2 separate regions of the Mus musculus genome follow, and region 2 is linked to region 1. The links are chromatin loops, found by intact Hi-C in ENCODE. Cell type or tissue: heart. All regions are shown on one strand. Links, peaks and the distances in the headings refer to the core of each region. The heading gives the core; the rest is flanking DNA.

What was found. Peaks named below come from ENCODE experiments on the same cell type or tissue, not always from the same donor. Only the 100,000 strongest peaks of a DNase experiment are listed, where the experiment ranks them.
Region 2: a loop joins it to region 1, with 2.0 times the contacts of the local background. A loop is called at or near these places in 9 of 42 quality-filtered maps.

The regions. Positions count from the first base shown.
Region 1 is chr4:141,567,091-141,582,681 of GRCm38, reverse strand. Fblim1 (filamin binding LIM protein 1) reads left to right here. Exons shown (of 9, transcript NM_001163256.1): 8 at 1,582-1,699; 9 at 4,739-6,620. The coding sequence ends at 4,852. Among named protein-coding and RNA genes, the nearest start is that of Fblim1, 25 kb to the left of the region's middle. In heart, for the core only: CTCF peaks have their summits at 5,617 (motif pointing left) and 7,076 (motif pointing right); DNase peaks (open chromatin) are centred at 7,311, 8,801 and 9,689; H3K27ac peaks cover 538 bases.
Region 2 is chr4:141,268,211-141,284,582 of GRCm38, reverse strand. It overlaps Gm13056 (predicted gene 13056), which reads right to left and starts at 6,144. Exons shown (of 2, transcript NR_151527.1): 1 at 6,039-6,144; 2 at 4,789-5,246. In heart, for the core only: CTCF peaks have their summits at 5,036 and 6,325; DNase peaks (open chromatin) are centred at 3,062, 5,073, 6,222 and 9,940; H3K4me3 peaks cover 1,894 bases; H3K27ac peaks cover 5,129 bases.

The DNA of each region.
Region 1 (15,591 bases), core at 2,237-10,236:
AGCGGAAGAGTATGTTTTAGCAGAAGTAGAAACTGCGGCACACAGTTCCCAAGGCGGAACGAAGCTTCCATTTGAAGACTTGATTTGGGAGCTGGGTAGTGGCTCAGTTGGTAGAGTGCCTGCCTAGCATGCGCTGGGTTTCCTTCCCCAGCACCACATAACCAGGCTGTGCTGGGATTGCCACCGTAATCCCAGCATTCCAGAGGGTCAGACGCTTAAGGTCATCCTTGGCTACCCTATCAAGTTCAAGGCCAGCCGAGGCTATATGAGACCCTGTCTCAAGAAAAATTACAGGGCCTGGAGAGATGGCTCAGGGATTAGGAGCAATGGCTGCTCTTCCAGAGGTCCTGAGTTCCATTCTAGGCACCCGCATGGCAGCTCACAACTGTCTGTAGCTCCAGTTCCAGAGGATCTGACACCCTCACACAGACATACATGCAGGCAAAACACCAGTGTACGTGAATTTAAAAACATATTAATTTTATTTATTTATTTATTTATTTTTGGTTTTTCGAGACAGGGTTTCTCTGTATCACCCTGGCTGTCCTGGAACTCACTTTGTAGACCAGGCTGGCCTCAAACTCAGAAATCCACCTGCCTCTGCCTCCCAAGTGCTTGGATTGAAGGCGTGCGACACCACTGCCCTGCTGGGCAGTGGCATTTTAATTTTTTAAAATGACATTTATAGGAAAACTTATAGGACTTGATTTGGGACCTTGCTTTCAGACCCTAGGCCATGTCTCTTTCCTTGGGAAATAGAGGGATGGGAAGTAGAGGGAGGGAGGAAGGAGTGGGGAAATTTATATATATACTTATGATATGTGTGTGTGTGTGTGTGTGTGTGTATATATATATATATATATATATATATATATATATATATATATATATATATACATGACTACTCTTGCTTTGCCCTGTTTGAAAATAAAGAGATGGGGTGTGGTGGTTCATGCCTCACGTGTGATCAGCATGGACTGTAAAGTCCTGTCTTGAAAGATAAGCGAACAGCTGCACTCCAGAAGGCAGAGGCAGGTCGATCTCTGTGAATCCAGGCCAGCCATTGCTACACAGTGAGAGTCTGCCTCAAGAATAAGTAAACAAATAATACACAGACAGGACTGCCAAGATGGCTCAGTGGATAAAGACGCTTGCCACCAAGCCTGATGACCTGAGTTCAATTCCTGGGACCCACAAGGTAGAAGCAAAGAACTGACTCCTGCATGTTGTCCTTGGATCTCCAAATACAACTAAATAAATACGCTAAAAGTTTTTTTTTTTTTTTTTAATTAAGCAAAGTACAAGATAATGGGTGGCCTGGAAAACTCATCTCACATCTGACGCTTCCCGGGGAAAACTGGCCTCTGGCTAATTGCACAATGGGTAGCTGGATTCATGCCACTGACCCCATCCTCCCACCCCTGTCGGGAAGAGTAGACATCATTAGCTGCGCAGATGCGGTCACCTAGCAACCTCGGGGGCGGGGCGCGGGGTGAACTGCAGCTTCACACCTTTGACCAGCTGATTCCTTGGTCAGTGTGAGTAGTTGACTTTCCTGGCTTGTGCTCCCTGTCCATCTAGGAAATTTGCCCCCGTGTGCAGCATCTGCGAGAATCCCATCATCCCCCGAGACGGGAAGGACGCCTTCAAAATCGAGTGCATGGGAAGGAATTTCCACGAGAACTGTTACCGCTGTGAGGTGAGTGGAGCTGAGGTGAAGGGCTGTGGCCATGGGCAGCCCTGTGCCAGAATCTCTCCTGCTCACTGCCCTCAGCAGAGGCTGAGAAAGATGGAGATAAAAACATAGGTGGCGAGCCGGGCGTGGTGGCGCACGCCTTTAATCCCAGCATTTGGGAGGCAGAGGCAGGCGGATTTCTGAGTTCGAGGCCAGCCTGGTCTACAGAGTGAGTTCCAGGACAGCCAGGGCTGCACAGAGAAACCCTGTCTTGAAAAACCAAAAAACAAACAAACAAAAAAACAAAAAACAAAAAAATACCATAGGTGGCAAACTGGACCATGATGGCGCACGCCTCTAATCCCAGTACAGGAAGCAGAGGAAGTTGGAACTCTGATTTTGAGGCGAGCCCCAAGACAGCCAAGGCTACACAGAGAAATCAACCCACTCTCAGAGAAAACGAAAACAAAAACAAACCAACCACACATGGCTATATATCACAGTTAATTGTGTGCTCACATTGCTTACTATGGAAAGAGAATATGTTCCAGAATGGTGGGTGGTGACAGCATCGTTAGCAAGTGATATCCCTGGGCTATCACTCTACCTCCTGTTCCTGCCTTTACTTTGTTTTCTGAGTGTCGGCACAGCACATGGGCATAGCTGGCTCAGGTTTGCATCCTTAGAAGCCCCCAAAGTAGACTCCACTGTGGGGTTCTACCCCCACCGCCAAGAAGGCTCCTGGTTGGCCTGGCATGGGTTTGTTGCCATGATACGTACCATAATTAATAGCAGGTTGGTTGAGGAAAAGATCCGCCATTAAGGGAAATCAAAGCAGGAACCAGGGTCAGAAACCATGGGAGAATGCTGCCTACTGGCCCAAACTCTCTTGCTCTGGCATCCTTTCAGGAAGATTTCTTATACAGCCCAGGGTCCCCTGCCTCAGAATTGCACTTCCTGCAGTGAGCCGGGGTCTCCTACATAAATTAGCAATCAAGAGACCGTCCCCATCCCCACAGACCTGCCACGGGCAGATCTGATCTGAGCAGTCCCTCAATTGAGACTCCTATAGATAACTCTGAGCTGTGTCAAGTTGAAGACTCAAAACATGGAAGATTCTAGGTGTGTCTAGAGTGCAGAAGGCTTAAGGGGTGAGAGCTGATGGGACCAGGAAGGGGTAAGCACTTCAGGCTGAGGGAAGGAACCAGCTGGGCTGCGCTGGGCTGGGAGGCTGCTTAGAACTGGTACAGAAGGCAGCTGGAGAAATGGCTAAGCAGTTAAAAACACTGACTGCTCTAACAGAGGTCCTGAGTTCAGATCTCAGCAACCACATGTTGGCTCACAACCATCTGTAATAGGGATCCGATGCCCTCTTCTGGTGTGTCTGAAGACAGCGACAGCATACTCACATACATGAAAGAAAGAAAGAAAGAAAGAAAGAAAGAAAGAAAGAAAGAAAGGAAGGAAGGAAGGGAAGGGAAGGAAGGAAGAAAGGAAGGAAGGGTAGAGGAAATGCTGGACAATTGGACAGTGCTCACACAAGGGCCTGTGATCAGAACTGGGTAACTACAACTTAGTTTTTCTTTCTTTCTTCCCCCCCCTTTTTTTTTCTGGCTTTTTCGAGACAGGGTTTCTCTGTGTAGCCCTGGCTGTCCTGGAATTCACTCTGTAGACCAGGCTGGCCTCGAACTCAGAGATCCGCCTGCCTCTGCCTCCTAAGTTCTGGGACTAAAGGCATGTGCCACCAGCACCCGGCCATTTTGATCTTGGGACTGATCCAGCAGTGGGGCTTCAAGAATTGCCTAACTCCCTCCCTGACACTGCCAGCCCCGTAGCTCCAAGCTTTCTGTGCTCTGGTGATAAAGACACAAGTGGTAGTTTTTCACTTGTGTGGAGAGTCCCAGGGCAGGGCCCCTTAATCAGCAATGAGTAATTCTAAACATTTATTCTCTTGTATTTGTTTTAAAAGATAACGCAGGGCCATGAGGACCTTGGGAGAGACACTGATTACTTCCTAGGGTCTCTGACTTTGTCAGTTAGAGTTCAAGGTCCATGCAGCTGATAATGTATCAGGAGAGGCCAATGAGGAAGATTGAGTGCTGTTAGCTCTTCCAGAGCCCCATAGAGTCCGAAAGTACCAAGCCTTCATAAAAGCTTGGCTAAGCACATAACCCCTATTTCCTGTCCACAGTGACTTTGGCTGAGGCTGCCTGGCAAGTCAGGATTTGGACTCCAGGAAATTACATTTCAGTTGGGACTGCATTTAAACCCTGTCTTAAACTGACCCTTAAAAACAAACAAACAACCCCACAGATGTAAATCTCAAACTATAGCAGCCCAGAACAGAACTGGGTTCCAGTTTTCCCAGGGGGGAAGAGGGTCTCCACCTATTTATTGTTCATGACCACCTGACTCTGGTCCGCAGTCCGTGTCTTTTCTTACAGTTGTTGGAAAGATGACAGTATTCTTAGAGGTGGAAAGTGCTTTTTAATTATAAGACTGTCATACGCATCACCTTAGGAAATCACAGCAGTCTTGGGAGATAGCTTATAGTCTCCATTTAAGTTGGAAAAACCTGAAGGTGGCATGGTGACAAATACTTGACATCCTAATATTGGGAGGCTGAGGTGGGAAAATCGGGAGTTCAGGCCAGCCCGGGATAGACTTAGTTTTCCAGAGCACCCTGGGATGTGTAGAGGGAGTCTTTCTCAAAACAAAACCGAGGCGGTGGTAGGATCAGGAGTTCAGTCATCCTTGGCTACTTAGTTTGAAGCCAGCTTTTTATCTTTAAGGCTGGGCAGTGGTGGCACACGCCTTTAGTCCCAGCACTCGGGAGGCAGAGGCAGGCAGATTTCTGAGTTCGAGGCCAGCCTGGTCTACAGAGTGAGTTCCAGGACAGCCAGGGCTACACAGAGAAACCCTGTCTCGAAAAACAAAACAAAACAAAACAAAAAGATCCTATCTTTAAATGAAGAAGGTGGGGGGAGCTGAGGTCCCCTGGGGAAGCTCCGTGCTGGCGGGATCCAGGCTTGGAGACACCCACACTTGCTTCTGTATCCCCAGGACTGCAGCGTGCTCCTGTCTGTGGAACCTACCGACCAAGGCTGCTACCCACTGAATGACCACCTCTTCTGCAAGCCCTGTCACCTGAAGCGGAGTGCTGCTGGTTGCTGCTGAAGAGTCCCGATAGCTGGCCCTTCCCTGACTTGGTTTCCCCTCCTGACTTTTCTTGAGTACTTTCTTTTTGAACCTCACTGGGCACCAGCACACTGCTCAGCCCATAGTGTCTAAATGCACAGACAGGCTTGAGACACTGGGCTTTGGCCTCCTAGTACACAGCACCCCCCACCCCCAGACTTTCTACTCCTCTCCCTTCATTGACCAGGAGGCCTCTCACCACCAGACTGCAACCCTGGTCCATCTCTAGTGCTGCCCTGACATGTTTATGGGGACAGGTCTCAGGATGATACCTGTGTCTCTGACCATGATGCTTAGCTGCCTAGCAGAAGGCGCTGAGACCTCAGCTTAGATTGTAGAGCTAAGTTGTTTGAAGTGCGCCTTCTCAGCCACTCCAAAAAGTATTTTTTGAGAATATAAGTGTGTAGTAGACATGATAGCACACACCTTTAATCCCAGCACTTGGGAGGCAGAGGCAGGTGGATTTCTATGTTCAATCTAGTCTGATCTACTAAAAGATTCAAAACAATATTCTTTGGATTTGGGGGAGAGAAATCTTTGAATTTTTCTCTTTTTCTTTTTTTGGTGGGGTAAAATCAGTAAACATCTTCCCTTGGTTCAGGGGCTGCGAAGATGGCTCGGTGATGAAGAGCGAGCTCTTGCTCCTCTTGCGGAGGACCAGAGTTCATTTCCCAGCATCCCTCATGGAGGCTCATAACTACCTGTCCTGCAACTCCAGTTTCCGGAGAGCTGGCGCCCTCTGCTGGCCTCCTTGGAACCTTAATGCATGTGGTGTACACGCTTACACTCAGGCACACACACATACATTAAAAAAAAAAAAACAATTTAGCCATGTCTAATGGCAAACACCTTTAATCTCAGTACTTGGGAGGCAGAGACACATGGATCTCTGCATTTGAAGGCAGCCACAGCTACAATCTTAAAATGCACAAACTACTGGGGTTTGGTGGTGCAAATCTGTGATCCCAGTGCTGGGGGAAATTGCCAGAAGCTTGCGACCTGCTTAGACTTCATAGAATTCCCAATCAGTTTTGGCCACATTCAGAGATTTGTCTCAGAAAATAATAATAAATCATAAGTGCATAGAACGTGAGGTAGCGGCGACCCAGCCTTCCTTCCTGTAGAATCCGTGCTGAGCTGGGCTCAGGATGGGAGGGAGGATGGTCACGTGCCTCTGCTTGCTTCCACACCCTGTGAGCTCCTGTGAGGGGCTCCCAGACCTGGATTAAGAGCCTTTGATTTGCTAAGGAACAAGTTCGAGGCTGAGCCTCCTTCCTCCAGACTTTACTGGGGCTCTGGCCTCTACAAGTGCGCGCACGCGCGCACACACACACACACACACACACACCAAAGAGGCTAGGGAAAGAAGTCACATCTCTTTGGTCTCCCATGTGTGCCACCCAGCCTCCACTTCAGCTTTGCTGCTAGGCTGCCCGTAACCACTGTCTCTGTGAAGCCACACCTAGAACATTCTCCCTCTTAAGGAAATTCACTTTAAGGCAGGCAAGATGATTCAGCTGGTAGAGGTGCTGGCTTCCAAGTCTGATGGCCGGAGTCCTGTCTCTGGGACCCACAGTGAAGGAGAGAGCCAATTCTATAAGTTGTCCTCTGGTTTACACCTGCATACCAAGATACACGTTTGTGCACACACATCTAATAGAGATAAAATGTAAAGTAGAAAAAAAATCATTTTTGTGCTTTGTAACTTCTAAGTTGCACACAGAAAAAAATAAACATATGTTCTTTCCTTGTGTCTTGTTTTTGTCTGGGGTGGGGGGAGTTGGTTGTTTTTATTTGGGGGTTTTGTTTCAGTGAGATAGTGTCCTGAGTATCCCAGGCTGACCTTGAACTAACTATATCGTCCTGGATTGCCTTGACTTCATATCCCTTGTCTCCAACTCCTATATTCTGGAATTCTAGGAATCGAACCCAGAGCCTCATGAGGCTTCGTTTTAAATATATGGGTAACTGGGGGTGGGGGGTGTCGCAGTGATTTGAATACACTTAGCATGTATGTACTTGACTGGCTTCTGTCCCCAGCACCAAATTATATAAATATATACATATATGAATTAATTAAAGGGAAGCTGATAAAGTGGTGACGTGCATTGGGACTCCTGTGAGGGGACATGCATTACCCCGCTTAGGGGTCCTGGGAAACTAGGCAGTAGTTTGCAAGTTGCAGGTTCTGGGCTGCGTCAAGGCAGATGTGGCGTTCAGCCGCTAGGGGGCAGCATGAGCCAGCGAGTTGATACCCGGAGCCAAGGTTCTCTGGCTTCTCACCAGCTTCTCAACGCGTAGGGTTCTCAATGCTCATATTTCGGAGAGAGAAAACATCCCAAAAGAGTGACGTGGTCATGAAACTTTTCCACCTGTCTCAGGAATGCGGCCTCTCGAAAGGAGACCTGCGGCCGGAGATTAAGCCAGTCGCTGGCCCAAACTGTCACCTGTTTGGAGGGGATGCCCGGAAATTCAAGAATGAGACCTGGGAACTTGGACTCTGAACAAAGGACCATCAGGAGTTGCTGGGGAGCGCTGAACTTGCCCATGGCCCTGTGCCAGGGTCCCTCTCGCCTGAGGCCACACCCAGGTGCTTGGAGTATGACCTCACTAGCATGTAGAGCCTGTTGCTGCCTATTCAACCAGAAAGACCTTCAGAGGGGACCAGGTGATGGCTGAGCAGGCCTGTGCATGCCAGAAGTACCGGAAGGAAGTGGAGGCAGGAGGAGCCAAAGTTTAAAGTTATCTTTGAGGACATAGTAAGTACCAGGTTGGCCTGAGGTACTTTGAGACCCCGTCTGGAACGGATATAAAGAGGTATAGGGTGTGTGGCACACACCTGTAATTCCAGAAATGGGGGGTCGGGGGCGCAGAGGACGGAGGATTGCTTAGAGTACAAGGCCACCCTGTAATACGCAGAGAGACCATGTCTCAAAAACAGACAAGCTGGGGCGGTGGTGGCCTACACCTTTAATCTCAGGGGAGGCAGAGGCAGGCAGACCTCTGTGAATTCGGGACCAACCTGGTCTACAGAGTAGATTCCAGGATAACCGCGGGTGCATTGTGAAACCCTGTCTCAAAAAACAAACAAGAAGGGCCTGCAAGATGGCTCAGTGGGCAAAAGCTCTTGCCACAACGCCTGACAGCCAGAGTTCAGAGTTCGATTCCCCAGCACTGCATAAATCAGGAGTGGAAGTGCCTGAGTGTGGTCTAGCACTAGGGAGAGGAGGCGGGAGGACCAGAACTTCACTCTCATTGTAGAAATCTCGAGGTCAGCCTGGAATGCATGAGACCAATGTTTCTCAACACCTAAACAAACAAATAAATAAATGGACAAAAACCTGAAGGTCATTTGTTTATATATTTTTAATTTGTTTTTATTTTATAGGTATGCCTGCAAGCATATCTGTGCACCTTGTGCTTTGAGAAACCAGAAGAGGATACCAGGGCACCTGGCACTAGAGTTACAGGACATTGTGAGCTACCAAGTGGGTGCTGGGAATCGAACCTGGGTCCTCTGGAAGAAGAGTCAGTGTTCTTAACCAGTGAGCCATCTCTCCAGCCCCACAAAGCCTTTTTCTTTGCATTTATTTATTTCTGTGGAGGAGTAACTGCATGCCACAGCTCAATTGTTCCTACATGTGTGTGTGTGTGTGTGTGTGTGTGTACAACCTGCAGTTCTCTCCTTCCGCCAATGAATTCTGGCAATCTTAAGACTTGGTGCCAACTGCCTTCACCTCTGATCCATCTCACTAACCGTATGTGTGTGTGTGCGTGTGTGTGCCTGTGCACATGCCTGTGTGTGTGTCTGTGTCTGTGAGCGTGCACGCACACACATGTGTGTGTTGCTGCAGCAGCTGGACATTACAAAACCATATTCTCAGCCCTGAGAAGGGAAGCATTTGATGTGTTCGGTCCTTGAAAGAGCTTAGCCCAGCCCTTGAACTTTAGAGTGTTTTGCAATGTCCTCTGCTCCCCAAGAAAAGGCCTGGCATCCGGTGTGTGTGAATCACACTTCTCAGAGGCTGGACTGTGGACTGAACCCTTTCATGACCTGCCTTGTGTGGAAAATGCCTGGGCCTTGGTCAAAAGCTATGAGCTGTCCACACAGCACATTCTTCTTGCTGGTGGCTGGATCCCAGCTTTTCCCCTTGTCTGGAAGCTGTTTTATAGCTCTGTAAAAGGCAGGTGGGTAAAAATCCTGTCCTGTCTCGGTAGGTTTCCCAACACCTTCCCCTTGTGGAGAAACTGATATCTGTTAGCACACAGATTTCTCCATAGCTGTTCTAAACTGTGCCGTGTGGCTGCTCTTGGAGCCGAGGACAACTCCCACCCAGCTTTTCCTTCCTTATATGGGGCCGGAACCTGTGTCTTCTGAGAGTCTGGGGTCTACCAATGAGCTAGCCTGGAAAATTTTCACTTAATACTTCCTTTACCAGGTGATTTTTTTGGAAGGCTTCATCAGGGGGACCCCCTAAAGGAAGTAGGGTAACAGTTAGGAAGCAGCTGCCTCGGGGCAGCCTGGGAAAGAGCGTTGAGCTGACAGAGAAGGGGGAAGGAACTGAGGAAGGGACAGTAGGAGGGACAAGGTGAGTTCTGGTTGGCTGCTCCTCTTGTTCTGAGAAAACCTGTGAGTTTTGAGTGGAGGGTGGGGAATAACTGACAGTCTCTACATTCCTGTTTTGGGTGAGGCTGGAAGGTCAGGAGAAAGGCAGCCCTGTTTCACCAGGGTTAAGACTCAGGGTCTGGCAAGTTCTTAGTCAGGATACGTGAAGTCCTACCCACAGGAACAGGCCCCATTTGGGGGGGCACAAGCCACATTTGGGGGGCACTGAATCTTGGCCTCCCGAAGGGGACATCCAAACCTGTCCTTTGCACAAGGAGGCCAGGGCTCCAGGTGACACCACTAGACAATTCATCCACTGTGGCCTCACACCAGTGGGTCCTCCCGTGTCTGCTGCTCATCGATTTTGTTGTGAAAGGGTCTCATGTAGCCCAGGCTGGCCTCCAACTCCAGCTGTGGAGACCCGGGTGACATTGAACCCCTGATCCTCCTGGGTGCTGGGATTGCAGGTCTGTGCTACTGTGTCCAGCTTTCCCATCCTGGGCTGACTCCTGCTATAGGCAGGGCAGTGCTGGGTAGGTAGAAGCAAGTGGAAGCGTGGACTAGGGTCTGTTCCACTGATACCCTGAAAACGGAGGCAGGAGAAAGAGCCATGCATGGAATTTGAGAGAAACAGCAGGGCAAAGAGTCTACCTTGCAGAGGGTGTTCAGGACACAGGTCCAGGGGAGTGGGTGGTGACAAGACAGACAATCCCAACAAATCCCAAAGGTGGCAAGTGGTGGCAAGATGGAGTGGCATGAGCCTGGTAGAATTTTAGAGATGAAAGCCAGGCATGGTAGCATACGCCTATAGCCCGGCCCTTGGGACTCAGAAGCAAGAGGATTATTACCTGAGGCCGACATGCTCTACATAGTGTGTTTCAGTCTAGCCTGAGCTACATAGGGAGTCCCTTCCTTGAAGGAAAAGGAAAAGACTCTAGAGGTGAGAAGTCTCCCTTCCCGGCTGGCCAGCAGCCGCACCTAGGCGTGGCTTCCAGGCTTCCACTCCGAGGTTCTCCTTACCCCTCCCACATGCTGTTACCTTCCAACCCCCACTTACAGACAACATCAGCCTGTGGAGGCGGGAAGGCTGAGGAATGAATGGGGCTGTGCAGATGAACTGGAGTCAGACTTAGGACTAGACAGGCAGCCACTGTCTTAAAAAGCAGGACACCAGGTCGAATCCACTGTCTCCTGCATGAGATACGGTTCGACCCGGAGCTCTGCCATTATGGCTCTGCCATGTGGTTGACACCTCTGTCTCCTGCGGGAGATAAGTGTCGGCCCGGAGCTCCGTCATTAAACTACCTCATGCTTTTATATCAAAAAAAAAAAAAAAAAAAAAAGCAGGACACCAGCACTCAGGAGGCAGAGGCAGGCGGATTTCTGAGTTCGAGGCCAGCCTGGTCTACAAAGTGAGCTCCAGGACAACCAGAGCTATAAAGAGAAACCCTGTCTTGAAAAACCAAAAAAAAAAAAAAAAGCAGGACAGTGGCCTCCAAGGGTGAGAGCCATTTGCCCCAGAGGAAGTGGTCACTGGGTCCAAGGGTCACCCTCCTCCCTCCTTGTGCACTTTGACCCCAGCCCTGAGGCAGACACCACCTGGACTCCTGGGGAGGTGGGAGGGAGTAGCTTGCCTGGGTGGGGCATCAGCTGTCCTCCTGTCCTCCATCTGCCCTTTGGGCACCGACTAGGAGGCCACGTCTGCACATCATGCCCAGTCCCCCCACACCCTCCGTCTGAGGCTGGTAAGTTTCCACTTTGGCTCCTCTGTCGTTTGAGTCAGGATTGACCTAACACCTAGGAGAGGCCACAGGAAGCTGTGAGCTTCCTTCTCCTGGGCCTGAGCTCTGTCGGCTTTCGTCCTCCGACAGTGTCCTTCCACTCTCTCAAGGGTGGATGATCAGAAATGGCAGAGAACAACGTGCCACCACTGTGCTGGCACTCTGATGCCAGAAACGGCATCCACCACTAGAACAAAAAGTGGCTGAAGGGCAGGGCAAATGACTGGGGAACTCCTGGACCCAGGATCCTGGGGAGCAGCCCCAGAGGCCCAAGTGGCAACCACTGACGAAAGACCTAGCAGGTACCAGGCACTAACAAGGCAGGCAGCCCTAGGGGAGGGTGGTATGTCCCCATGTTATACAGGGAGTAACCTGGAGTGCAAAAGGCATGATATCCACAAAAGGCTGGCCCATCAGGCTTTGTGTTAGCATTCTGCCTAAGCCCCACAGTTATCTGGCAACAGCCAGGTGTGCTGACCCACTAAAAAAGGGGCTGTTCACCCCTCCCTTGCTATTCTCTTCCCCCCTCCCCATTCTCTTTCCCCTTCTCTCTCCAGGTGCTCATGGCCAGTCTCTATTCTCTTCCTCTCCTTCTCCATCTCCTTCATCTTCTCCTCTTCCTCCTCCTCCTCCTCCTTCTTCTTCTCTCTCTCTCTCTCTCTCTCTCTCTCTCTCTCTCTCTCTCTCTCTCTCTCTGCCTATAACTCCCCTCCCCAGGCCCTGAATGAACTCTATTCTATACTCTACCTTCATGTGTGGCTGGTCCCTAAGGGGGAAGGGATGGCTCAGCATTGGCCCACTGAGGCACCCCCCCTTCCCCTATACCTGATTGCACCTCCATAGAACATATCCCCCGCTCCCTTTATCTTTGTTTGTTTGTTTGTTTTCTTTTTCAAGACAGGGTTTCTCTGTGTACTCACTTTGTAGACCAGGCTGGCCTAGAACTCAGAAATCCGCCTGCCTCTGCCTCCCGAGTGCTAGGATTAAAGGCATGCGCCACCACACCCAGCTTCTCTTTATCACTTCACTTTGTGTGAAGACAGACAGACATGTGAGCTTCCCTGAGGGTAGGTGGGAAGGTAGGCAGAGGGCAGATTACCTCTGCTGGGATAGCTAAAGAATGCGGAAACAACCAAAAGCAAGGGAGTGGGGTTGGTGCAGTGAGGAACAGAAGGTGCTGGGCCAGAGGTCAGTCTGTGGTCACAGGACGTGAACCTTAGCTGCCCCCGCCCCCATGTGACTTGTTTGTTTCCCTCAATTGTCAGCGCGCACAGAGCAGCCTGTACAGGCCAGCCCTTAGTAAGTATGTGTGGAATGAATGCATCCACCCTCGGGAATTTGGAGAGAGGTGACTTACAAACTGGAACCCAGAGAGTCATGTGGAAATTGGTGATGGCCCACACACAGCCCTTCTGGAAACTCTAATTGTCTTCTTCCAGACCAGATCAATCAATGTCTGTAAGAGTGCTAGAGAGGGCTGAAGAGGTGGCTCAGGAGCCAAAAGCAACAGCTGCTCTTCTGGAGGACCTGGGTTCCATTCTCAGCACCCACATGGCAGCTCACACCTGTCTGTAATTCCCGTTCCAGGAGAACAGATGTTTCTTAGGCATAGTGCATACCTTTAACTACAGCATTCCAGGAGGCTGAGGCAGGAGGATCACTCCAAGTTCGAAGCCAGTTTCAGACCAGCTAGGATTACATATCTAGACCTGGTCTTGAAAGAGAGGGAGCCAGCTCTGTGGCAGCTCTATGGCACGCAGCAGAGTGTCACCCCTCTCTGTTGTGAAGAAGTGACACACCAGAAGAGGGTGTCAGATCTCATTACAGATGGTCATGAGCCACCATGTAGTTGCTGGGAATTGAGCTCAGGACCTCTGGAAGAACAGTCAGTGCTTTTAACTGCTGAGCCATCTCTCCAGCCCCATAAACCTATTTTTTTATTCTATTTATTTAGGCCTCTTACGCATCTGCTACTGAGCCACCACACCCTCAGACCCCCAAATTATATGATACATATGCATACATGCACACGCACGCATATGTCATATACACATATATAGTTTATTTGTGCGTATGTATGTAAATAGGCCTGCCGTGGCATGCAGATAAAGGTCAGAGGTCAAGTTTTCGGAAGTGAGCTCTCTCCTTCAAGTTCTATGTGGGTCTCAGGGACAGGATTCAGGGTGTGAGGCTTGTGTGGCAACTGCTTTTACCCATGAGTCACCTGGAGCACAGCCCTCTGGTTTGCTGTGACACAACCTCCTTATGTTGCCCCAGCCTGGACAGGCTGTAGGGCTGACCTGGAATTCATTATGTATAACTGACTGAGCTCACTGGTGCGGTGAGCCTCCTTCAGCTACCTCCCCCGGGTTACTCTGCTCCTTATGGGAGGCTTTTGTGATAACCCTATACAACAGCTACATTCCTGGGCCACCCTACTCCAGGATCCTGAGTAGGTTACTCCTGGGGGTTCTTATCTGACTTCCACGGGCCATCCACACACCTGGGTGCACACACAAAAACCATTTTTTTTTTAAAAAGGTTTATTTATTTTTATTTTTTGGATTTTCGAGACATGGTTTCTCTGTATAGCCCTGGCTGTCCTGGAACTCACTTTGTAGACCAGGCTGGCCTTGAACTCAGAAATCCGCCTGCCTCTGCCTCCCAAGTGCTGGGATTAAGGGTTTATTTATTTATTGATTTCATGTATATGAGTACACTGTGGCCATCTTCAGACACACCAGAAGAGGGCGTCAGATCCCATTACAGATGGTTGTGAGGCACCATGTGGTTGGTGGGAATTAAACTCAGGGTCTTAGGAAGAGCAATCAGTACTTTTAACTGCTGAGCCATCTCTCCAGCCCACAAAAACAATTCTTGAGACAGGGTTTCTCTATGTAGCTCTGACTGTCCTGGAACTCAGTCTATAAACCAGGCTGGCCTCAAACTCACAGAGATCTGCCTGTCTCTGCCTCCCGAGTGCTGGGTTCAAAGGTGTGTGCCATCACTGCTCATCGTAAAATATAATTTTGTGAAAGCCAAGAGGGCTGGAGAGATGGTTCACCAGTTAGGAGAGCGTGTGTTGCTCCTGCAGAGGACCTTGGTTTGATTCTTAACACCCACCATGAGGGCTCACTGCCATCTGTGACAGCAGTTCCAGAGGATATGACACACTCTTCTGAACATGCCACATGTGGTACCCAGACATGCACGTAAGCAAAACACTCAAACGCATAAAATAAATAAACACACACACACACACTTGCTCTGTAGACCAGGCTGACCGAGAACTCTCAAGTCCTCCCAAGTTGGGATCAAAGGTGTGCGCCACCAAGAAAAGCCAGGAGGAGCTTGTCTGATTCTGGCCTTCTTCCTGCAGTGATAATATGTGTAGCAGTCAAGTTTATCTAACCCGATTTGTCTGCCTGACAAGTCCCACTTGTACACCCACCCAAGAGCTATCTGGATTTGTGAATGAAAGACACACACACACACACACAAACTACACACACACACACACACACTCCAGTTGATGTTAAATATGCCTTGATGAGGTCAAAGCCTGGGCAGTTCTAATCTTCCCCGCAGCTAGCACACATTACCCTCTGGTACTGCTAGCTTAATGGCCTCTAACTCCATATTTTATCTTTGCTGCCCTGGCTCCTTCTGGGCAGCCCTTCCGGGCCCATTCCTTCTCTCCTACACTCCGGATGATTTTCCTTCTGCAGTTCTAAATCTAATCCGTCTCCCTCCTTCCTTTCTCCCAATGCCTAGCCTGTGAAAATCTAAAGGTCTCGCCTCAGTCTACCTGCCTGGACATTGGCAGTTGGCTCTTTATTGATTGATCAGAAACCAATTGGGGACAAGGATCTTCAGCGTTTGGACACACAGATTCACAATTTTGGGGGCCCGGATTACTTCAAAGCATTAGATCCCATCCCCAACACATGTGTTCACCCCCCAGTGTGTGTGGTTTGTCTCTGAAGGCCCAGATTTTTATGGTCACTCATAACAGAGTCAAAGTCTGAGAAAGAGAAGGCTAAGATATGCCCTCTGAGCCTTCAGGGGAAATAAGGGCAAAGTCTCAAGTCCTTTTATTATTTTTTTTTCCGAGACAGGGTTTCTCTGTATAGCCCTGGCTGTCCTGGAACTCACTTTATAAGCCAGGCTGGCCTCGAACTCAGAAATCCGCTTACCTCTGCCTCCCAAGTGCTGGGATTAAAGGCATGCACCACCACCGCCCGGCTCAAGTCCTATTTTTTGTATATTGGTGTTTGGACTGTATGTATGTCAGTATGGGGGTTGTTGGATCCCTTCGCAACCCCATTGGA
Region 2 (16,372 bases), core at 3,050-11,049, 300 kb after region 1:
TTATTTGGGCTGCACTGTTTCCTTGGCCTGATAGTCACCTTGAAAGACAAGGTCATCCCTTTAGAATGTCATCTTTTCTGCCAGATCTGTTTTAATGAGAAGTCTCTGTCTCATTGTTCACTAAAGGAGGACATGGCAGGCCCAAGCACACACACACACACACACACACACACACACACACACACACACACACAATGCAACAAAAGGAGACAGGGTAGTGGGTACCACCAGCAGGTTGAGGATTCTCAGAGGTTTCAATGTATAGAACTCAGACCATAGCAAAGGCTGGGTCTGAATGCAGAATATGCACGTGTGCCCTTGTGTGCACACTTGAGCAGAACCCGTGACTGCTTAGAGTGAACCTGCTCCCCTCCCCCACCCTCTGGGAACACCTTCATAACGTCCTCACTTCTAACCAAGGGCCCTATATTACAGGACTGAAGACTGTGTCCCTAGGGAGAAAGGGAAGCCCCGCCTGCTGGGGCTCTCCAGACCCTGCGGATCAGACTGCACATTAAAGCTGCGAGTCAGCCCGTGTCTCTCCGAGGCTTTGGGCTACAGTTTTTGCCTGGCTTGAGCCCCAGGCATTCTAGGAGCCAGATTCTCCCAGCTAAGAGTGATGAACAACTCAGCTGTAGACCACCCCTGGGGGCATCTGAGAGCATCAGGGTGTGTGTGTGTGTGTGTGTGTGTGTGTGTGTGTGTGTGTGTGTGTGTGTGTGTTAGTGTGGTGTGTCTTTTCAGGAGCCCTCAGCTCTGAGCCAGGATCCAGGGACAAGGTCCCCAAGTGGAGGAGGTTAAGGCAGACAGCCATGACTTCATTTCTAGGCAAGGGGACTGGAGCCCCAAGGTCACACTCCTGGGCTACCGCCAGCCAGCAAGGACAGAGACTTTAGGACTAGCTTATTTAACAAACGAGTGTGGACGCATATGGAGGTTTTTCCGACCCCCACCCCATCCCTGGCTCTCTCTCTCTCTCTCTCTCTCTCTCTCTCTCACACACACACACACACACACACACACACACACACACACACACACACACACACACACACACACAGTCCTTCTCTACTGACCTTCTGGGTCTCCCTTTCTTTGTCTGTCCCTTCTCTCACTATCCTGTTTTGTGGAGGCAACAACTTCCCCAGCGTGGGCGACTCTGGTGTGGCTCAGGCCTCAGCCCTAGTAGAGAAGCCTGCCCCTCGCTGGAAGGTCTGTCTGAGAAGCTGAGACCCCTAGCTCCTGCTTCCACATCGAGTCTCCTCCAAGTCTCTTGTCTACACTCTGAGTGTCTAGGATGTAGTTCCGAAGTGGGAAATAAGTTTTAAAACACACAGCCGGGTGTGGTGGCGCACATCTTTAATCCCTGCACTTGGGAGGCAGAGGCAGGTGGATTTCTGAGTTCGAGGCCAGCCTGGTCTACAAAGTGAGTTCCAGGACAGCCAGAGCTATACAGAGAAACCCTGTCTCAAAAAACCAAAAAAAAAAAAAAAAGTTTTAAAACACAGTGGAGCGCTTGTCTATCTCAGAGGAAGGGAGGCCTTGAGGTTCATCCTCAGAATTAAGCAAACACAGTGACTGGGGTGGTAGGTGGGTCCCATGCTGCAATCAGAGGAGACCAGGGAGCCCGCGGCTGCCTAAGGAAGCATGGAAGTGTGGGGCAAAATCAGGCAGAAGAGGAAGGGCATCTCCTTGCCCAGGTGCTGTTTGTATTTTGATGTTAATGCTGCTTCCTCCAGAGGGGCTGCCTAGACAGGGAGTGGATCACGTACTTGGGTGATTTCAAAGGACCCTTCTCCCCATTTAACTAATAAAGGCCACATCTGTGATCGGGCAGTGGAAGGGAAAGGTGGGGCTGGAGATTTTAGAGAGGGAGAAGAGAGGACGAAGGAGAGGCAGCCAGAGAAAGAGGAGGTGGAAGAAAAGTGGAGTAGAACCATGTGTCCCAGAGACACCACCAATAGCAGGGGATCTCGTAGCTGGGAATAGAGCAGTGTAGTGGCAAATCTGCCCAATCAGGGCATACAGCTTATAAATACTGTAACTGAGTTGTGTGCTCTTTGCAAGCGGTTGGAGATTTACTGCAACACGTGGCCAGATTAGCTTCTGTGCTTCTTAGATCCCTGGGTACTTCCTGAGAGGGTGAGCCTCCTCCACCCCCACTTCCTGAGGGACCCCCACCTAGCACAAGGGACTCCAAAGAAGTACCAAGCCCTTGGCTGGTCGCCACTTTGCCCAGGACAACCATACTGCACTTGTCCCTCTCTACCCCTGCTTCTCGTGCCAGGCAGAGGAAAAAGTGCTGGACAATTCAGGAACTGAGTCACAGGTCCTCCAGACACACCCTGTGCCCTCCCTGTGCCTTGAGACACACCCTGTGCCCTCCCTGACCTCAGTTTCCCCATCTGTGTAAGTGAGGCTTGCCTCTGCGTGGAATCCCACCTTCCTGTCTGCTGTATTTCTTTACCTTCCCATCTCCATCTCTGGAAGGAAACTGAAACATCTAGGCAGGAATGCGGCCTGCCTCCCAAAGTGCAGAGGCACCCCCTTAGCCTGACCTCAACTCCCCCAGACCTGAGGCACTCGGGCACCCGGGGGCGTGCAAGGACAGGACCTTGGATGCCATCATTGGGAGGAGAGGGGCACAGTGTGTGTGTCTATGTGTGTGTGTGTGTGTGCTCACACTGTAGAGTGTGCACCACTCTACAGTCAATGGGTCAATGTTGATCTCCCTAGAAGCCCTGGAGTCAAGCCGGGGCTAGAGAGGGATGGGAGGGGTGCCTGAGTGTAGAGAGGAACTTCCCCCTCCCAAGCCAAGGTTGGGGCCCATTGGTAGGAGAAGTGCAGTCAGGGCAGCCTGAGTGGCAGCCACCAGCACAGTAGGTGTTGCTCTCTGCTTGGCTTCTGAACTTGACAGGGAGGGCAGTTGAGGCAGCTATATGGACACCTCTGCTGGCTACAGGAGCCTGGAGTCTCCTTTGCTCCCTCCTCCCTCCCTCTTCCCTCCCTCCCTTCCTTCCTCCTCTTTCATGTTCCTCTTCTATTCCCCCCCCCCTTCCTGAGAGCCTGGTGTTAAACATTTACCAGCCCCTGGCTGGAGGCCACCACCAGTATCCCCAAGGGATCCCTGCCTTAGAAAGTCTGAGCTCAGATGCCCTGAACCCTGGTCTCAGGCCAGGTGACAGATCTGAGCCTGTGGTCCGAAAAACGTAGGGGAAAGGCCATGCGTTCCTCGTCACTAACAATTAGCTTCTCTTTTGACGCCATCATGACAATTTCCTGTGCAGGGCAGGGAAGAGTCCTGACTGTCCCCTTTGTGGTAAAGATTGAAGGGCTTACAGGTTCAGAGCCCCTGGACACGAGGGCAAGCCCTGCCCTGTGACACTGTCATCAATTGAGTAAATATTTGCCAAGTACCTCACTTAACCTCTGGGGTATGTTTCTTCAGCTAGACGGGCTCATTTGGCTGCATTCACTATTCATTCGTTCATTCATTCATTCGTTCATTCATTTGTTCATTCATTCATTTGTTCATTCATTCATTTGCTCATTCATTCATTCGTTTGCTAATTCATTCATTCTCTCACTCATTCATTTGTTCATTCATTCATTTGCTCACTCATTCATTTGCCCATTCATTCATTCATTCACTCACTCATTCATTTGCTCACTCATTCATTCACCCCCCACTCATTCTCTGGGTAGCTCCTGTCAGGTGGTGTGTAGGAAGATAGCAACATCTGGATATTTATGCCATGAATCCTGGCTCAGTTCTGGCTCAGCCCCACCTTCTTATGTTTTCTGGGCCTCAACCTTTCTTCCTGTATAATGGCGTCATGCAAGGGAGCTTTCCAAGTTCTCTCTGAGTCTACCTGGTGGAACAAGGCCCCAGCTGAGGCCACTGGTCATCAGGGTGACTAGTCCAGCAAGAGCTCAAAAGGTCACCAGCTCACACCCTGGAACAAAGCTCCTGCCACAAACTCATGCCAGTAACTTTAGCTCTCAGGAGGCTGAGGCAGAAGGATGGCAAGTTCAAGACCATCCTGGGATAAATAGCAAGTCCCTGTCTCAAAGGTTGAAAACCAAAACATGAGATTAAAATGGTCAGTTGTAGAGTGTGTACGTTATTACAATAAAGACACAAACCAGAATGGTGCCTGGCTCAGTGAGTGATGTAGCCTGCTGCCAAGCCTGACAGAGTGGGATCTGTAGGACCTACAGGGCAGGAGGAGAGAATGGACATCTGAAGGCTGGCCTCTGACCTCCTGGCACACACACTGTCATACACACACACACACAGACATATACACATACACTGTAATACAAAGATTTTGTTTTGTTTTGTTTTGTTTTGTTTTGTTTTGAGACAGGGTTTCTCTGTGTAGCCCTGGCTATCCTGGAACTCACTCTGTGGACCAGGCTGGCCTCGAACTCAGACAGAGATCTGCCTGCCTCTGCCGCCCGAGTGCTGGGATTAAAGGTGTGCACCACTACGCCCAGCTTTTTTTTTTTTTTTTTTTTTTTTTAAATTAAGAAATACAGAACAGGGCAGGGTAGTGCACACCTTCAATTCCAGAACTTGGGAGACAAAGGCAGTAAGATCTCTGTGAGTTCAAGGTCAGCCTGGCCTACGATGCAAGTTCCAAGCCAGCCAGGGTTACATAGTAAGACCACCCCCACCAAGAGAGAGAGACACACAGACAGAGACAGAGAGAGACGGAGGGAGGGAAGGAGGGAGGGAGGGACAGAGACAGGGAGGGGAGGGCTATTTGCTGATTTCTAATTTTATTTTATTTTTTTTCCATTTTTTATTAGGTATTTAACTCATTTACATTTCCAATGCTATACCAAAAGTCCCCCAGATTTCTAATTTTATTTGCAGTGCTTCACTGGACACTGCCACACAGCAATGATCAAACCGGACAAACATCCCTGGTTTTGCGCAGCGCATTCTGGGACGGTGCTGTCTGGAGCGCTCTCTGGCCGGAACGCCAGGTGGAAGGGTGGAAGGGCGTGCTCTGTATCTCTGTATCGGCTTTGCACAATCCACTGGCCACTCACTTCCAGCGGCCGTTAAGCATTCCAACCGCAAACAAAGAGAAGCTGCCTGCTTTCGGTCTTGCTCACTGTGATGGACTCACACAAAAGCTGGGTGTGTTGGTACAGGCCTGGCATCCCAGCTCGGGAGGCAGAAGCAGGAGAATTATCACACGGGGCTGGCCAGAGCTGCATAGCAAGACCTGGTCCTACAAAAATAAAAGTTAAGGCACCGAGGTGAGGCACAGCTGGTAGCGTGCCTGCCTAGGAGACACAAGCTACGGATTCCATGCCCAGCGGTGCAGAAACTGCATGTCATACCACACACCTGTTAGCCCTGCACACAGGAGCTTGAGACGGGGATCAGGAATTTCATCCTCAAATGCATAGTGTTTGTTCTCTCTCTCTCTCTCTCTCTCTCTCTCTCTCTCTCTCTCTCTCTCTCTCTCTCTCTCTCTCTCTCTGTGTCTGTCTCTTTCTCGTTTTGGCTGTCCTGGAACTCACTGTGTAGACCAAGCTGGCCTCTGTAGGTCCTTCTGCCTCTGTGCCAGGTAGTATGCACTGCTACCGCCCACCTGGCTGCTTTTGTCTTTCCAAGCTCCCAGTTGTTGCTCTTGGGCTTCATGGACATCCTACATCAGAGTCTCCCTGTAAAGTGTAGAGCCACCCCCACCCGCCCCCAGGCCTGGTTTAGACCTCTAGAGCCTTCATCTGGGATACAGGGCCCGGGACTCTGTTTATCCAGCTTCCCCAATGAATCTGACAGGAAAGGTAGGTTCTGAGACCCATGACCCAGCTGCTTACAGATTCCCTGCTGGAAAGAAATTCTGTGAGGACTTGACTGGGTCATGCTTTGAGGTGGCGTGGTGAGAGTCTCCCCACTCCAAACAGGGCTTCCCCAGCTGAGAACACACAGGCTTCAAGACAATGGATTCTGCCCAGCAGCCAATGAACTCCCTGCAAGCTCGCACTGTTCCCACAGAACAAACGAGTGGCATTACCATGCTGTCTCCAGTGGGCTTGAAGGGTCCCTGGAGGGTCCCTCTCCCATGCCGCGGAGCCTCCCATCTCCCCAGCTCTCCAACTCAAGGCTCTCTGGCCCTAACTGCTGGACAGTGAGAGGGAGAGGCTTGGCCAGGTGCCCCACCCTACAGACTAGCCTGGTCAAGCAAGCAAAGGAAGGAAGTGGAGAGAGGCCCGGGCCAGCGGACTCCACTCCTGGTAGGGCTGACACAGGCCTCAGGAATTTGAAAACAAACATTGGGACAGGGAAGGAAGAGGCTGCCCCTGGCTGCTGAGCCAGGCCAGCCCTTCTCCGGGGCAGCGGTGAATTTCAACCCTGCCCGACTGTGGCCCAAGGCTGGAGTTGGTGTCTGGAGAGTTTCCACTCCACAGATCATAGTGTTGGGAGGTGGAGGGGCAGTGGAGGATGACCCCCCTTCCTCCTCCGAACCCCAGAACATCCTGGCTGGAGTGAGGGAGGAGAAAGGGCCAGAGGACCAGAGAGCTGGAAGGAGGCCCAGTACTAAGGGGGATGCCCATTAAGCACTTGTTAGTCGCCTACTGTGTCCCGAAGGCTCAAGATGGAAGTATCTATCTTACTCTACAGGGCTGGGGAACCCCGAGGGGAGAGTATCAGGGGGCCAAGCTTAGAAGCTCTCTGCAGAGTCTGGACATGGTCTCCTAGAGAAAGCAGCGTCTGAGATGAGCCCTGAAGGGCCAAGTCTAACCAAGCAGGAAGAAATTTTATTAATGTCACCCTCTACAGACCCACAGCCCAGTGAGTGGATGAGACAGATAGGAGCAAATGACTGTCATTGTCCCATCCCCAGTATGTGTGAGTGTGTTTGTGTGTGTGCCCATTGCTGGTGGTCCCACTTGGAGACCTCACTGAGACACTTCCAAGCTGTGTGGCTTCGGGCCAATGACTTAACCTCTCTGAGCTCCCATCCCTGAAACGAAGACAGTAACAGTTCAGGCTTCACAGGGCTTTTGTGTCAGCTCAGTAAGTTCACACAGGTTAAAGAGCCAGGGACAATCCAGGGTGTTAGTAAGAACCATAAATGCCTACTCTGACGTCATTATTTAAGCGCTAGCTCACACATTCACCTTCATTCATTCATTCACCCTTCACTGATTCACTTCCTCCCTCAGCTCACCACGCCCACACTCCTCCCTCGCCACCAGTCATCTGTTGGGCAATCCCCAGGTACACAGCGGCCTCCGGCCAGCTCCTGCTTCCCAGGCTATTCTCCCATTCCCAACTGTGCCTGCCACCAAGCTGCTAATGACTCTTACTGTCCTCTAATTCCCGAAAACCTCCAACAGTAAGGTCTGGGTTGGGACAACATGCTGAGAACGGAACCCAGGTGTGGGCCCTAAGCCCCCAGCTCCTTGGCCAGAGCCAGGCCTGGGCAGGGAGAGATGGCTGAACCCAGGGCGCCCACTGATCTCCACACCTCTCCTCTCTTTTCACTTTTAGTTTGGGGCAGGGCCTCACTAAGTTGTCCAGGCCTGAAGTTTTGCGATGCCCAGCAGCTAAAATACAGGCAGGTGTCATCAGATCTATCTTCCCACCCCACCCACCATCATCGTTATTCTTCAACAGGGTCTCACGTAGCCCAGGCTGGCCTTGAACTCTGTATGTAGACCAAGCTGGCCTTGAGTTCTATAGATGAGATGACATTGATTTTTTTTTTGGTCACTGTTGGGGTTTTGGTTTTTTTGGGGGTGTTGTTGTTGTTGTTGTTGTTGTTTTTGGTTTTTCGAGACAGGGTTTCTCTGTATAGCCCTGGCTGTCCTGGAGTTCACTTTGTAGACCAGGCTAGATTCAGACTCTACCTGCCGCTGCCTCTGCCTCCTGAATGCTGGGATCAAAGAGGTGAGCCATCGCCACCTGGCTGACATTGAACTCGATCGATTCTCTCTCTCTCTCTCTCTCTCTCTCTCTCTCTCTCTCTCTCTCTCTCTCTCTCTCTCTCTCTGTTTTTCAAGACAGGGTTTTTTGGGTTCTTTGTTTGTTTTTGTTTTCTGGGTTTTTTGTTTGTTTGTTTTGTTTTGTTTTGTTTTGTTTTCAAGACAGGGTTTCTCTGTATAGCTCTGGCTGTCCTGGAACTCACTCTGTAGACCAGGCTGGCCTCGAACTCAGAAATCCTCCTGCCTCTGCCTCCCAAGTGTTGGGATTAAAGGTGTGTGCCACCACTGCCTGGCTTGATCGATTCTCTTGACTTCGGCTCCTGCGAAAGCCCCAGACTCAAGCTAGCTCTGCTGCAGCTGGAAGCCCAGAACCTGCTGAGGGAGCTTCAGAGGCAGCTGATTGACAGCCAGCAGCACTGAGCAGAGAGCCCATGCTTTCCTTCCCTCCTTCCTCACAGGGCCTTGGAGAACAGGTTGGCCTGGGGAGGAACCTGCCACGATTCTGCAAGAGCCATTTCCTGAGTGCCCTCCTCATGTCCAGTCCCCTACGGGACACTTTAGATACTTTCCATAGCATCACACACGGTGGCTAACATCTCACCCACAAGGCAGCTGTGCCTCAGAGAAGTCGAGGGACTTACCCAGGACCGCACAGCAAGGAAACATGGTCCTGCATTCAAATCCATGTTTGACACCTCAGCCTAACAGAGACAACAGGGTTGGCATCTGGGATTGGAGAGCGGCTGGGTGGGGCATGAGGTGATGTTGGGGCCACAGGGTGGGACCAGAGATGAGAAGAGTGAGGAGCCACAGTACAGGGCGGGTAACGGGAACCTGGCCAGGCCAGGTCCTAGGCCCCTGGGCAGGCCCTGAACGCAGCAGGCTTGTCCTGTGGGGCTGCTTGGGCGATACCAACAGTGCCTGCTGACTCAGTGACTGCGTTGGCTTTTTCCTGGAAAACAGCAGCGGTGATGGGGGTGAGGAGCGCCGGGGAGGAAGATGAAGAAGATCCTGTTCCGGGAGAAGGAGGTGTAGGCACCTCTCCTGCTTTGCATACACAGAGTCCCGAGTTCAATTCTCCACACTTTCCCACACACTCCAAGTGCCTTGACACTTCCTCTGCAGACCCAAGAACCACCTCTGACCTATGATGGTACCAGCCGGGCACAAGTGCCCACCCTAGCCACACTGCACAGCTTGGGGGCCTGTCCCCACATGCCTTCCGCAGAGATCCATCTGGCCCCACCCTAAGGGGCAGTAGAGAAGGCTTCTGGATGACGGGGTCTCCTGGGCCATCTCCTTAGGGACTTGAGAGCTATATTTGCAGTGGGGACCAACTTTAGGGGCTCAAAGACCTCAAGGGATGTCGCCCCGCCTCCACTCCCAACCCCGCCCCAAGACTTCACACTGCTCAGCTGGGCCCAAGAGGATAGATGGAGTTCAAGAACACCCCAGTCCTCAGGCACCTGGCAGGACCAGTCACAGTCATTTGTCACACCCCAGAGGAGATAATGGGATCAGGGACTGTGGCCTACTGCACATTACATTGGCCCTCACACCCAGTGGGGGGCACGGGAAGAGTCCCACAGAAGCATTCAGGGGCCAGCAGAGGGATTGAAGCCAGGAGTGGGGTGTGGGCTTCCCCGGATTCATCACCCATGACTCTCAGCCTCCGTGGGGCTGCTGTGCTTAGGGTACTGTGCTGGCAGATGTGGGAACAGCTCGGCTCCCGCTCTGGTGCAGGGCTGGGAGGACGCCGGGAAGCTGGCTGGTAGGCGTGGGGAAGCTGGTGATTGACAGGCATGGAGAAGTTGACTGGCAGGCATGAGAAGCTGATTTCCCTGGTATAATATTCTCACCGTGGCCCGTCTGGAGCAACACAGGACTCTCCAGCAAGGGCTACTGGACAGCCCGTCCGACGAAGCCTCAGTCCAGCGTTAGTGGGTTCCTCCCCATCACAGCCGCCAGCCTTCCGAAGAAGCTGTTGTGAGAACAGCAGGCACCACGTGCTTTGAGAGCTAGGGAAGAGGGGAGGCTGGGGTGAGCTCACTATTGAGGAGGCTTTGGCTGGGAGATGTCTCAGTGGGTAAGAATGCTCGCTATGCAAGCGTGAGGCCCTGAGTTTGGGTGCCCAGGACCCACGTAAAAGGCTGGGTGTGGCTGAGCATGAACCCTCATAGATGAGGGGCAGAGACAGAAGACTCAGGACTCTGGCAAGGGAGTCGAGCTGGGTTTCAACCTCCAGGCTCAGTAAGAGAACCTGTATCAAGGAGATGAGGTGGATGGTAGGGGAGGACATTAATGGTCTCCACACACTCACCTACCTGTACAGCACACACAGGCACGCACAGATGCACACGCGCGCGCACACACACACACCCCATACATAGACACACACCACACACTATACATAGACACACACACGTGCCCACACACACCAAACATATACACCATACATATACACACACCACACATGCACCCACACAACATATATACACCATATATATATACATACCATACATACCACAAGCATACACACCACACACATTACATGCACACATACCATACACACACACTATACACAAACACACACACACACACATACACTCAGATACACAACACACACACTCACACACACTCTCCCATACACAGCACACACACCCTACATACAGAACACAGACCACACCACACATTCACACAAAGGGCTCCCTGGGGAGACAATATGTCAGGTAGGCCTGGGTTCCCGGGAGTCGTTTGCTGTGTGAGCTCAGACTAGTCCCAGCCCCTTTCTGAGATTTGGTTTCCTGCGTGGTCGAAATCTGGACGATACAAATAGAAAGGATTCCTGGGGCTTCTGCTAAAGGAGGCGCTTCGGTAAACAGCCTGATACTTTGGTAAACCACTGTCCGTGTTGGCAACTGTTCTGCCAAGAACTTGGGCAAGCTGCTGCAGCGGGCAGCCTAGGCCACGGGTCACGAGCCTCTGAGACTAGCTTATTCCAGACTTGGAGCAGAGACCAGTGCTGAACGGGCTCCTGATCCCAGAAGCTGTGCCTTCCCTCAGCTCCTGTCCAGCCTGCGGCAGCTGCCTCTACCCTACCCCACGACACAGTTGAGCATCAGGCTGACTCCATCCACCAACCAGCACAGGGAGACCACAGGGTGTGGCACGCAGTCCTCCAGCCCAGCCCCAGCCTCTGCTGCCCCCTGGTGGCTGCCTAAGAGAACTGCTTCTCCTACAGAGTTAGTGAACTGCCGCTGCTCGGGTCAGTTTGTGGAATACCTCCTCCCTCGATTTTAGGATGCGCTTAAGCAGAGGGCAGGATTCCGATGAAACCGGACGGCGCCGCTTTCCTATCGTTTTGTGCCTTGTGGCGCACCTGCGGAGGTGGATGACAAATCTGGGAGTCTCCTTCCGTGTGGGTCCTGTGGATTGAACTCAGCTGGTCGGGCTTGGAAGCCAGGGCCCCTAACTGCCCGGCAACCTCCTCAGCCCTCAGACCGGGTTTAATCAGAGGGAAGTGGGACCTTGGCAAGTCACCTCTCAGAGCCTCGGCTAGCTGTAGAACGGGATGATGAAATCAGGGTGGGAAGGATTAAGAGCCCTGAGCCTGGCGCCGAGGTTGAGCTGCAGACAACAGGAAGGCTGACTGTGGTTCCTAAGAATCACTGCCTCCGAGACCACGAGACTCCACCCCTTTGTACAACACTTCCTCTAAGTCTTATTCACTTATGTGTATGGCGTGGCTGTGTGTATGTGTGTGTAAAGGTGTGCCACTGAACAACTGTGAAAGTCAGAGGGTAACTTTCAGGAGTTTGGCCTCCCCTTCCATTCATTGTGTGTTCCAAGGACTGAACTCAGGTCATGGGGCCCACGCTCGAATATTTTAACCTGCTGTGCCCTCTGACCAGCACAACTCATTTATTCATTTATTGCTTTGTATGTGTGTGTGTGTGTGTTTTAAATTTTATATGTATGTGTGTAAAAACATGTGTGCTCAGATACCCACAAAGGAGATCTGACGTGGGTGCTGGGAACTGAACTCAGGTCCTCTGGAGAGCAGAAAGTGTCCTCAACTGCTGAGCCATCTCTCCAGCCTCCTCTTTTGTCTTTTTGAGACAGCCGAGGGTGACCTTGGAGTTCAGATCTTCTTAACAGCCCAAGTGCTGCCGGCATGCACCACCACACCTGGCTTTATTAACTGTTTTCGAGACAGGGTCTCGATGTATAGCCCAGTCTGGCCTCAACCTCTCCATCCTCCTGCTCCAGCTTGTAAGGCTGGGATTCCAGGCACACACCATTACAGGTGCTGGCACTGCCACCTTCCAGCCACACTGTTACCATGTAAGGAAACTGAGGCCCAACGGGGATGTGACAGCAGCCGTTTCATAACCCAGCCTGGAGCCCCCTGCCTCTCAAGATCCCTGGCCTTGCCCCTCATATCAGCACTGGGCCACCAGGCCCTGCCAATGACCATTCTCAGCTCAGGGGCAGCACCAGCCAACGTCTTGCAATGGCCATCCTGGTCACCCCCCTGCACCCCGCCCAAGCAGGCGCCTGTACATCCCGTTCTTCTTCATGCTCTGTGGTGAGAATTGCACAGCTCCACTTCCTCCACCCACCCATCTGTTTGTGACAGTCCCCACAGAAGGGAAAACCTGCCCGTGTCAGACCAGGGTCCCTCCTACCCGCATGTCACCCATTCCTTTTGTTCCTTCTCCCAAGAGTCATGAAACATGACCTGGGGAGGCCACTTGAGAAGGGGACCTTGGAACAGGAAAGAGTCTCTTGGGAACAGGAAATAAGTCCTCAGCCCAAGTTCAAACACAGGTCAAAGCTGCAAGAGTGGCCAAGCTGGTCTCTCGGTGCCCAGGACTGCTCAGCCAAGGCAAGACAGCTTCCTCCACAGCCTGAGGACACCCTGGCCACAGGGCCACCACGTTGTTCCTTGGGGACTGAAGGCTGCTGCTGAGGGGAGCAGAGGCGCATGGCTCTGACTCAGGGCTATACAGGCTTGGATGTGACTCCTGCCCCCACAGCCCGGGTCCATGTGTTCTCCATGCAGGGCCACAGCGCTAAAGGACAGGGAGGTCCCTGCCCTCATAGCCCAACAGGGAGAGACAGACAGTAAATGAACCTACAAATGAGCCAACAGGGAACACATGGTGCTGAGGAGAAGGGATGAGCACGTGTGCAGCAGCCACCAGGAGGCGAGTGGGTGGCACCTAAGGCCTGAGCTGTAAGGAGAAATCGAGGACGGTCTGCAGGGAGGCAGAGGCATACACCCCCCCACCCCCACCCCACCCCACCCCACCCCACCCCCACCCCCACCCCCACCCCACCCCCCAGACAGGGTTTCTCTGCGTAGCTCTGGCTGTCCTGGAGCTCACTTTGTAGACCAGGCTGGCCTCGAACTCAGACATCCGCCTGCCTCCCAAGTGCTGGGATTAAAGGCATACATTTTTTGTAACTTTTTTGTTTGTTTGTTTTGTTTTGTTTTGTTTTATTTCAAGACAGGGTTTCTCTGTATATCCCTGGCTGTCCCGGAGCTCACTCTGTAGACCAGGCTGGCCTCGAACTCAGAAATCCGCCTGCCTTTGCCTCCCGAGTGCTGGGATTAAAGGCGTGCGCCACCACGCCCGGCACAACCTATTTTTAATAAGGGTTCAACCGCTCCTGTAGCCCAGCACCCAGCAGAGGTGGTGGAAGAGAAGAGCTATGAGGATGTGGAGGAAGTGGACCTGTTCAGCAATAGTTCTTAGAGGGTGAGCCTGATCTTCATTGGCAGCGGTTCAGTCCTGTAGCAAACACCAAATGCAACTCAGCATCTGCAGAGCAGTCCTCGCAGCAGGCAGACACCAGGCACGAACCAGCAGCTGTAGCTCAATCCTGAAGAAACCACCAGGCTTGCCATCTGGCCTGAAGCAAGGCTGCAGAAGCAGCGAGCTGCCGCAGGAACCTCATGAGCAGTTCTTGAGTGAGTTTCTCTCGATGGCAGCGTTACCACAGGTTGAGTTAACAACGCTCTGTCAGGCGAACCGGAGCGTATGGGTGTCTTTCAACGAATAGCAAAGTTGAACAAACCAATGCTCAGTGCTCATCTCCCACTGTCTGTGGGGTCATATTTCACACTCCTTTATTGTAGCCGATCCCCAGCCCTGTGTAGGCTGCCTCAGACCTTGCTGCTACTGTGAATGAGACCACCTGGGGTGGAGCCTAGATGGCCCTATTGTTCTGTCACCTGCCACTGCTCTCAGCTGCTGCTAAGAGGCTGAACCTGTCCCCCTGAGATATTCCTGAGCTAGCCACAACCTGTGGACTTGGCGACCTAATGCTAATAGCTCTGACAGACTGTTGTTAACAACTTAGTAACAAAGCATCAAGAAGCCTGGCATGGCAGGGGATGGGTCTCCCCGCTTTATAAGCACAGACTCTTAGTAAACTTTGATCAGAAATCTGTCTTGATCTCTTTACTTCTCTCGACATTCTCTCCTATACAGCTCTGGCCTCCCACACAGGAACCCAGTTAGTGTGGCTGCAGGCGGCTATACTTCATCACAGGTCCTTTCACGTGTTTGCTATGCCAAAACATCCTTTCACCTGTGTCTGCTTCAGGAAAACATCCGTTCATTTTATCTTTGTTTTTTGCTTTGTTTTCAAGACAGGTTTCTCTGTGTAGTCCTGGCTGTCCTGGAACTCCCTCTGGAGACCAGGTCTGGAACTCAGAGATCTGCCTACCTCTGCAGAACATGTTGAGTTTTGTTGCTGTTGTTATTGTGGTTGCTGTTGTTTTCCGTGTGCATTGCTGTGTGTCTCCCATATATGTTTAGGTCAGGATGTCAGATCCCCTGGAGCTGGAGAGATGAACAGTTGTGAGCTGCCACGTCGGTGCTGGGAATGAAAGCCAGGCCCTCTGGAAGATCGGCCAGTACCCTTAACCACAGAGCCATCTCTCCAACTCCCAAGAAAGCATTTTAAAAGAGTGATTCTTGGTGGGGGGTGCGGGGGGAGGGAAATAAAATCTAGAATGTAAATAAATAAATAAAAGATTAAAGAGAGAGAGAGAGAGAGAGAGAGAGAGAGAGAGAGAGAGAGAGAGAGAGAGAGACAGGCATGGTGGCACACACCTTTAATCCCAGCACTTGGGAGGCAGAGGCAGGCGGATTTCTGAGTTCGAGGCCAACCTGGTCTATAGAGTGAGTTCCAGGATAACCAGGGCTACACAGAGAAACCCTGTCTTAAACAAACAAATAAACAAAAAGCAGAAATGAATCTTGAGCACAAGAGAACTGGCCCCCTAGTGGCTTGCCTCTTGGCAGCTGGCAAGCACAAGAAAAGGAGAGAAGGAACTGGAGTCACCATTATCTCCTTCAGGAGATGCCGCCGATGAGTCAGTGGTAACAGTTAACTTCCCGCCAGCTGCCTGCACAGCTGTAACGTCACAGATTGTACAAAGCCTTCAGCCCATGGCCTTTAGAAGACATTTCCTCCAAATCATTACAATCAGGAATTGGCTTTATTTTACTTTTTTCCTTTTTTTTTTAAAGATTTATTTATTTGTTATATGTAAGTACATTGTAGCTGCCTTCAGACACAACACTCCAGAAGAGGGCATCAGATCCCATTACAGATGGTTGTAAGCCACCATGTGGTTGCTGGGATTTGAACTCAGGACCTTCAAAAGAGCAGTCAGTGCTCTCTCTCTCTCTCTCTCTCTCTCTCTCTCTCTCTCTCTCTCTCTCTCTCTCTCTCTCTCTCTCTCTCTCTCTCTCTCTCTCTCTCTCTCTCTCTCTCTCTCTCTCTCTCTCTCTCTTTCTCTCATTTTTCCAGGCAGGTTTTCTCTGTGTAGCCCTTGCTGTCCTGGAACTCACTCTGTAGACCAGGCTGGCCTTGAACTCAGCAATCTGTCTGCCTCTGCCTCCTGAGTGCTGGGATTAAAGCCATGCATCACCACTGCCCAGCACTGGTCAGTGCTCTTAACTGCTGAGCCATCTCTCCAGCCCTATTTTATTTTCAAAAAGTTTTTTTTTCCTCCTGCATGTATGTGTACCATGTGCATGCAATGCCCAGGACAGCCAGAAGAGGGCGTCAGATCTCTGGGACTGGAGTTACATATAGTTGTGGGCTGCCATGTGGATGCTGGGAATTGAACCCTGGGCTTTTGCAAGAGCAACCAGTGCTCTTAACCACGGAGCTGCCTCGGGCCCTCTTTATTTTCTTGAGACAGGGCCTTGGGTGTTGCTCAAACAGTTTCTCAAACTCCTGAACGCCTCCCTGTTATCTGAGTTCTCTTGTGGCTCATCCACATCCTTATGCTTTGCTGCATTTTATTCTTATCTCTGTGTTTTGCTGTGACACCATAATTGTCACTTTACCATCGACAAGCATCTGGAGGTTTTTCCTATTTTGACAGTCAGTG